Linked DNA regions of Homo sapiens: region 1 is linked to region 2. A link is a loop called in an ENCODE intact Hi-C map of the cell type or tissue named here. Cell type or tissue: MCF 10A. All regions are shown on one strand.

What was found. Hi-C counts contacts between places; a loop is a spot of excess contacts. Peaks named below come from ENCODE experiments on the same cell type or tissue, not always from the same donor. Only the 100,000 strongest peaks of a DNase experiment are listed, where the experiment ranks them.
Region 1: it touches region 2 in a loop (2.9-fold over the local background); 9 of 110 quality-filtered maps call a loop at or near these places.

What each region holds. Positions count from the first base shown.
Region 1 is chr22:30,800,757-30,804,756 of GRCh38, reverse strand. All of the region lies in intron 2 of OSBP2 (oxysterol binding protein 2), which reads right to left. Among named protein-coding and RNA genes, the nearest start is that of MIR3200, 71 kb to the right of the region's middle. RefSeq lists a silencer at 1,813-1,912. In MCF 10A, no CTCF peak of the experiment used is centred here; a DNase peak (open chromatin) is centred at 1,756.
Region 2 is chr22:30,889,253-30,893,252 of GRCh38, reverse strand. OSBP2 (oxysterol binding protein 2) reads right to left here. Exons shown (of 14, transcript NM_030758.4): 7 at 3,617-3,763; 8 at 2,280-2,525; 9 at 11-131. LOC107985544 (a long non-coding RNA gene) reads left to right here. Exons shown (of 3, transcript NR_146603.1): 3 at 3,063-4,000. Among named protein-coding and RNA genes, the nearest start is that of MORC2-AS1, 31 kb to the left of the region's middle. RefSeq lists an enhancer at 1-263. In MCF 10A, a CTCF peak has its summit at 2,463 (motif pointing right); a DNase peak (open chromatin) is centred at 2,462.

The DNA.
Region 1 (4,000 bases), 88 kb after region 2:
AAGTGTTTATACGGTAGTTAAAAAATACTTTTGGGTGGAAAAAAGTGGTCAAGAATAATGTAAATCAAGTATATGTCAGATGCGCAGTTATTATACTTTTCCCTTACGACCTTCCCTCTCTACAGAACACTGGTGCGAAACAAATGGTACCTGGGTACCAAGTGGTCTGCTTTATGCAAGTAATGCTAACACATTCTTGGCATGCATTTCCATCAGCACTGCAGCACCACTGCAGCTCATACTGACCCTAAAACCAGCACATCATCTCACATATCTTCCCCCCTCCTCTTTCATTTCATCGGCACCATCAGGCATCCAATGATCCAAGGAAGCTGCCCACCAGAGTCATTTCTGATGCGCACAGCTTAAGCTAGATAGACGGAACAAAACACAGATCTCAGTCCTCCAGCAATGAACCTGTCGAGATTCAGAAGCTTCATTTACATCCATTGGGTTAGAACAGGCATCTCACATGGCTTGGAATCTAGCACAACTAGACATCTCCAGGGCTCTGGAGGATGGTCCCACTAATTCCACCTCCCCTCTCCACTCCCTCTCCTCCCCAACACACCAAATCCCTTTTGCCTAGGCAGTAAAGCCCCCCAGAAGCCCACCCATCCAGTTCTAGGAGTTAACACATCTATCTGTCTGACCTTGCCAGGTGATGGAGATGGGAACCGAATGCTGGTAGGGTCGAAGGCAGAGGTGACCCATCAAGTTTAAACACATCTCCCCCTTCAGTAGATGGCTCAAGGCAGAAGGGGGGCAGCTGTAGGGGCTGAGGAAGCCCAGAGCTCCTCTGGCTGGGTAGTTGCCCAGCGTGACCCTGAACTGCTTACTCAGAGGCACAGGCTGGCTGGAGAAGGGCTTTTCCTGTGACAGGCACCACTGGAGTTTAAAATCCCTTTTGCTTGCTGGGAACACCACACACACACATACACACACACACACCCCACTGGCAGGCAGTGCCTGCCCAGTATCCACTCCAGAGCTCCTCTGCCTGAGTCCAGCTCACTTATAACAGCCAGGTGCACTGAAGTGACCCTCGCCCCGAAGCCCTGATCATGGCAGCTCAGGTGCCTACGGAGACTGGAAGGAGGCAGGGAAAGGGCTCTACTTCTCGCTTGTAGCCCCAGTGAAGGCTGAAGCTTGCCTTCCCCTGCTAAAAGATGGCTGGCCTCTGTCTGGGCTGAATTCCAGTGGCTAGGTTGCTCGGGGCCAGGCCTCTGAACAGAGACCAGAGACGGGAAGCTGTCCCCCCTGTGGCACCAGCCTGGGCAAACAGCTTTTCCTGGTACCTTGTTGTGGGCTGCACCCAAGGTGGAGAGGAGGACATGCCTTGTGACTGTCTGGCTTCTGGCTAAACCCTTTGTCCCCTGGCTTGTGAGGGCAGAGGGGCCTGCCCTCTATCCCAGGACTGGGAAAGTGCTGAGGCATAGCTCTGAGCCCTCAGCCCTGAAAGCTGCTCAAGATCTGGGCTGGAAGAAATTTACAACGGGGAAGGGAAATTTTAAAGCCCAAGAGATCCCATGCCCCAGGACCCGTCCACCCCATCCCTCTTCCGCCCGCCCTGACTCACCCCAGGGAGGGGCTCTCGGGTGTGGACGTGGGTCCTGCCCCGAGGCTGCGAGGGCTCTTGCAGCTGCTGCTGCTGCCGCCGCCGCCGCCGCCTTCCCGCCGCCGCGCTCTCAGTCCATCTGGGTGCAGTGCCGGCTGCCACCGCCTCTCCGAGCCTGGGAGGAGGGCGGTCCCGGGATTGGGTGTGTGCTGCCCGGCGGCTCCGGGTCCGCCTCCCTGCCGCGGGCGCCGCTTCAGCACCGCGGACAGCGTCCAGCCCGCGAGCTCAGAGAGCAGCCGGACCTAGAGGAGCCGTGCGCCCGCTCCGCCCGCCCGCCCGTCAGCCTGAGCGCTGCAAGGGCGCGCCGTGCTGCGTCCTCATTCCTCCAGCCTCCTCCCCACCGCCCGAGGAGGCTCCCTCCGCCCCCTGGAGCACTGCTCGGAGAGCGATGAGAGCCGCGCGAGGCCACCGATCGGTCCCCGGAGGATCCGGCACGCCTCAGCCAGCCTTGTCCCAGGCTGGGATTAGCCTTCTTCTCTCGCCCAGAGGGCTAGATAAAGGCGAGCTCTCCGTGGCGGGACGCAGGCGGGCAGCGGAAGGCGCACCTCAGCCTCTTAAAATGCCCGAGCGTGGCCTGGAACCCGACACGACACTAAGGGCGCTATCGCGCCCCAATCGAGGCTGGAGAGGGCCGGCCCTTTGCCTGGACCCAGCAGGGGAGGGGCCCTCGGATGGTCCACGGCTCCAGCCCTCATTTCTCCAGTCACACGCTACCCGAGGTTGCAAGGAGTGATCCAGTTACAGGCGAGTCTATCTCGGGAACTAGGGGAGATGCGGTCCCATCCCCACTTGGAATCCAATTCCCTCTCCCAGCACCAACCAACAGACGGGACTGCTAGAGCCTGATGACATCTCGCAGAACCGCTTCCACATTCTATTCAAATCCCTCCCACGCCTCCTCCTCCCCAGCCAGGAAAGTCCCTGGGGGGTCATTGATTCTGACTTGGCTTCTGCCACAGACCAGCAACATGACCCAGGCCACCTGAGCCTCAGTTTCTCCTCTGAAACATGAGGGTGGGGTGGGGCTCCTTCTGGTTCCAGGCTCTGCCTACTTCATGGCCTCCCTCACGCCTTTCTGGAGTCCAAGATGAGGATACCCTACCTTCACGGAACTAAATAGGAAACTCCTGTCATTCATTCATTCATTCATTCTATTTATGTACAGACAGGGTCTTGCTCTGTTGCCCAGGCTGGAGTTCAGTGACATGATCATAGCTCACTGCAGCCTGGAACTCCTGGGCTCAAGTGATCCTCCTACCTCAACCTCCTAAATAGCTAGGTCCACAAGTGTGCACCACCATATCTAGCTAGGATTTTTTTTTGTTGTTGTTGAAATGGGGTCTTGCTGTGTTGTCCAAGCTGTTCTCAAACTCCTGGCCTCAAGTGACTCTGCTGTCTCAGCCTCCCCAAAGCACTGAGATTACAGGTATAAGCCACCGCCCCAGCCCTGCCTAATTCTTTTTAAAGCAACCACAACTTTTTAATGCCACATTAATTCAAATCCAAAGACACCTTGATTTTTACCATTTGGTGAGCTCCCGCTTTGAAGGAGAAAGATCGAATAGAATGCATTCAAGTTGAGGTTAATAATTGCTGTCCAAGCAGGCATAGAAGACTCTGCTCAAACATTCACTGACCACGGCTGCTACAAAAAGATCATGGAGCCAAAACATTTATGAAGGGCATAGGTGGAACAGGAGTGGGCATTTATCATTTAGGAAGTGTGCTAGGAAGGAGGCAAGGGTTCCTTCAGATTTCACATCAAAGAAAGGAAGCACATGCCACATATGGTACCTTAAAAAAATAAACAAAACCACTACCTCTACTTGAAAATTACTTCCAAGAGCTTATTTTTCTTTCTTCTCTTTTTTATTAAGTAACATACTGTCAAAACTCAATGACAAGAAACAAATCAGTAATCACGAGCACCAGGTTACATGGGCTTCCTGTTGCAATGGTTGCAGGTATTAAATGTGGGGACAGGGTACACAATCACCTCCCAAACACCCAATGTTTGCCAAGTGGACAAGTCTTTATGCATTTCCTCATTTGGAATGGAATTCCTGGAAGGTCTTATGACAGAAGGTTTCTTCAATTTAACTCCGTTAATAGTCTAATTTATAAAACATTCAGAATTCACCAGCATGTCTATAACCCCACCTTCCAGAAGACGAGCGAGGAACCCAGAGAAGCCAATTTCTAAACACACTCACACAGAGACAGACAGACACACACACACCATTAAAACAAAGCTTAGAATTTCCACTGACATGCCCACAAATTGAAGACCCCAAAAGATTCAGGGTTTGGAACCAACACAAACAACCCAAGCCACACAGCAAGATTTTAAATCACAGTTCAGTTACTCCATTCTTTTCTGGG
Region 2 (4,000 bases):
CCCAGCTCACCTAGCGGCATGATGGAGATGTATTTTCCCCGGAACTTGCTGGAGATGGTGATCTCCTGCCAGAGGCTCCAGCCATGCTTGGAGAACACGTAGTGCGCAGCTGAGGGGGGGTGGTGGCTCACCTGAGACCAGACCCATAGGATGTGAGCATCTGCCAGACATGAGCCCAGGTTCCACTTGCCCCAGCCAGGGAGGGACAGCTTGCCCTGCCTCAGCAGGCACAGCTCTGTGGCCATAGGAGCAGTCCTGGCTGTTCCTCAGGTGGCCATGGACCCAAGGCAGGCCCCCAGGAAGGCACTGCCTTGAGCAGAAAAGCATCCGGGTGCTGTCCTGAGCCTCTCAGTGCCTGGCTCCTGGGCTGTGAAATAGGGGTGATGGTGGACCTCATGCTCAAAGACATGTCTGTGACAGGTGCACTGAGGGCTGATAAAGGGTGTCACACTATGCCGAAGGTTCCATGTCCACTTCTCATCTAATCCTCCCCACACACCAGGTGTGTCTGCTGTGCCATGTTATACCAAGGGGGCCCAGACTGGCAGAGTGATTTTAGCCAAGGGGCAGTCGGGCCCTGCCTCTGGCCAGCCTGGCTCCAGAGCAGGCATCCACATCGATGCACTGCCCCGGGCCCGGCCCTCCCCTGCCTTGCTGGCAGTTCCACCAAGCCTCCCTTGTCTGTTCTTCCTTATTCCATGCTGCTCTGGCTGTGGGGCCCAGGCTTCCCTCTCCTAAGTCTACCCACTCCCCAGGACAGCAGCCCTAGCCTAGCCCTGCCCCTGGCCTCCAGCTGCCCTTGGACATCTCATCTCCCCTCAGACAGGCAGAGCCGGGATCCCGCTGCCCGCAGTGTGCCTCGCCTCACTTCCTGTCTCTGTAAGAGGTGCCCACTTGCTTCCTATGCCCCAGGAGATGGGTTAGCTGGCCCTGAGCTCAGCTGATCCCTCCCCAAGGAGCCCATAGGAAGCTCTGCCTCCTCCTCGCCTATACCTCAGCATCCTGCCCTTCCAGCTGCTCACACCAAACGCTCTGCAGCCTCTCTGGCCCTCCTCATGCTCCTCCTCTAACCCTAAGCAAACCCTTCCTGCCCTTCCTTCAAATCGCATCCAGCATCTGCCCCCTCCACTCCCACCTCCATCTCCCCAGGCTTCCCTGTGGGCCACTCCCTCCATCGCAGTGGAGGGTTCCTCTGGCAGGTCAGGAGGCAGGCCCCACCCGGGGTGCACCGCCCTCCAGCTGCTGCTTCTTCACCCTCCTTTCCTTTCCTCCCCTCACTCTTTCTGCATCAGCAAAGCTGCTCCCTGACCACCCCCTTTCTAAAAGAGCTGGAAGCAGCCACAGTATCTGCCTTGCTTTCCCAGCCCCATGAGAACCAGAGCCGTGTCTGTTCACTTCCCAGCTGAAACCTCCATGTCTGAGCAGCACCTGGCATGTCGAGGGCACCTAATGTCTGCTAAGTGGAGAAATACATTCACTCCAGGGTTCAGGCCAAGGACCCAAGATCACCCTGACTGCCCCCCACCCCCGTATCCAAAGCGTCGGCAAACCAGCTGGCTCATCCTTCAAAAGCTGCCTGTGTTCTGGCCTCCCCCTTCCCCCAGGTCTGGCCACCACACCCCTGCGTGTGTCACTGCAGCCACCTCCTAACGGGGCCTTGCAGCAGCTGCAGCCTCTTCAACTAGCAGCAGGGTCTGTGAATGGCCAGCATCCCACACTCATGCCAGGAGCCAGGGCAACGCCAGCACCAACAGAATCACCTCGTTTCCAACCAGGACGCCCAGGTTCAGCATGGGGCTGCCACTGCTGAGGCTCCTGGGCCTGGGTCTTGGCATATCTCTGTGGGGAAGGGGTGGTGGGGACAGGCTGCTGTCACTGGCTGGGGCAGAGTCCATCCCACCGCACCCAGGCTCCTCCTGCCAGCCGCCTTCAGCTCGGTAGTGACCCCATGCTCCTCCCCAGCAGTGCCCACAGATGCCCCTCCACCTCTGCTCCACAACACCCTGGACTGGAGCTTATCCTCCCGCTCCCTGCAACCAGGCCTGACCTTGTCCTCACCAAGCTGAGTTCTCATGCCCCTCGCCATCTCCAGGAGGCCGTGTGCCTGCCCCTGCCATGGAAGGCCCTGCTCCCTGGCTGGACCTCAGCTTGATGGCCCCTTGGGTATGGGCAGTCAGGGTCAGACAGACGCTGCCTCCCATTTGTCACCTTGGGCCTGGCAGGAACAGCTTGGCCAGAGTGTGGGTGGGCGCCACCCAGTGCCAGCCTAGCCCCCTCACCTGCTCACAGAGGGAGCGCAGGCCCATGTCGTCGAGGCGGTCCAGCTCGAAGGTCTCCCCCAGCATGGGGTTGAAGGGCTTGGCGATGCGGTGCACTGTGGTGGAGTAGGAGGACACAGAGAAGGCGGCCACCAGGCACATCTGCTCCACTGAGCTGGTGCAGTGCACTGCCTTGTCCAGCAGGTGGTGGTACTCCAGGTCCTCTGTCAGCCGCTGGAGCATGGACAGGGGCTCATTGAAGTTCACCTGTGGGTGGACAGGTGGGTGGTCAGGCTGGGCACCAGCCCCGGCTTGGCATGGTGCCCTTGCTTTTCTCGGATGTTCAGGGACATCCCTGCTCAGACAGCACCTTCACAGTGAGGCTCCTCAGATGGCCCTGTCCAACAGTGTGGCCCCCAAGCCATCACCTCCCTGGCCCCTCCTGGCTGTTTTCTCCACAGCCCTTCCCACTTTCTGGTCTGCTGCATCCTACACACTTTTATCATGTTCACTGTTGCTCTCCTCTGCTCGGATGGACACCCACCAAGGCCAGGGGTTCTGCCTGGCCCACTGCTGTATCTTGAGTGCAGAATCTTAGGAAGCAGTGACTGAATGGGCACATGAGTCTGTGGGTGGAGGAAGTGGGTCTTCCCCATGTTGCGAGCTGTGATGGGGCCCGGCACAGGATGGGTTAGGCCCAAGGCCCCTATCTCGGTGTCACATAGGGCAGGGTCACTCTCCCCACCATGATGCCATCGGGTACGAGTCTCAGCTTCCTCGTGTTATCTTGCTCCATCCTCCCAGACACTGAAGAGGACGCTGTGTTTCTCCCCACCCTACACATGTGGACACAGAGGCTGGAGATGTGAAGGAACTTGTTCTGGGTCACACAGCAGAACCGTCTGGCCTAGTGGAGATGCCACTGTAGCCAGGTGGCATGAGGATCCAAGCTCTGAGCCTGCATTTCCTGGGGATGGCACCAGGGATGGCTGCCAGCTGAAGGAGGGCCCACCCCTCCACACACAGCCCCATCCTGCCACTCCCCATCTACAGATCGGGACAGCTGGGACATGGTAAGGTCCTGTGAGATCCAGAGGTGCTCTGGGGCTCCCCAGGTTGCTGATCCATGCAGAGCTTCTCCCTGGCTCCTCCTGTCAGAGCCCAAAGATCCCTGTACTTTGGAAGATTGGGCAATGCCTATGTGCACGATTAGATAATTAGTTACATGCTCCTCAGGTGCCGTTAAGAAAATGACACTCCAAGGCTGTGTGTACTTCACACAGGCCATTACTGCTCATCCACGCACAGGAAAGCAGCCCCAGAGGACCTGTCGGGGCTGCCCTGCCCGAGCCACCCACCGGCATGGGGATCCTGGAGAGCTCCCGGCCGATGCAGTTCTTCATGATGCTCCAGAGGTTAAGGCTGTAGTTGGGCTTGTTGGGAATGCGGACTCGCCTCTTGACTTTGGATGAACCCTTGGGCACGAGCGAGGCACCATCTAGTACCTGCCACATAAGTGGGGACCCCCTCACCGTCAGCAGAGGCCAGAGCGCCCCCTTGGCTTCCAAGTTTCTGCCCTCCACCCTGAGGACTGGCACCAAGCCGGCCACTGGTACGCTGCTGGTGGAAGGCCAGGATGGTGCTCCTGGACTGGGGCATGGGCCTGCCTGCTGGCCCCCAGTTCTTGGTGCTGGCCTGTCCCTCCCACCCCCTAGGCCAGAAGCTGCCTTCTGGCCCTTACA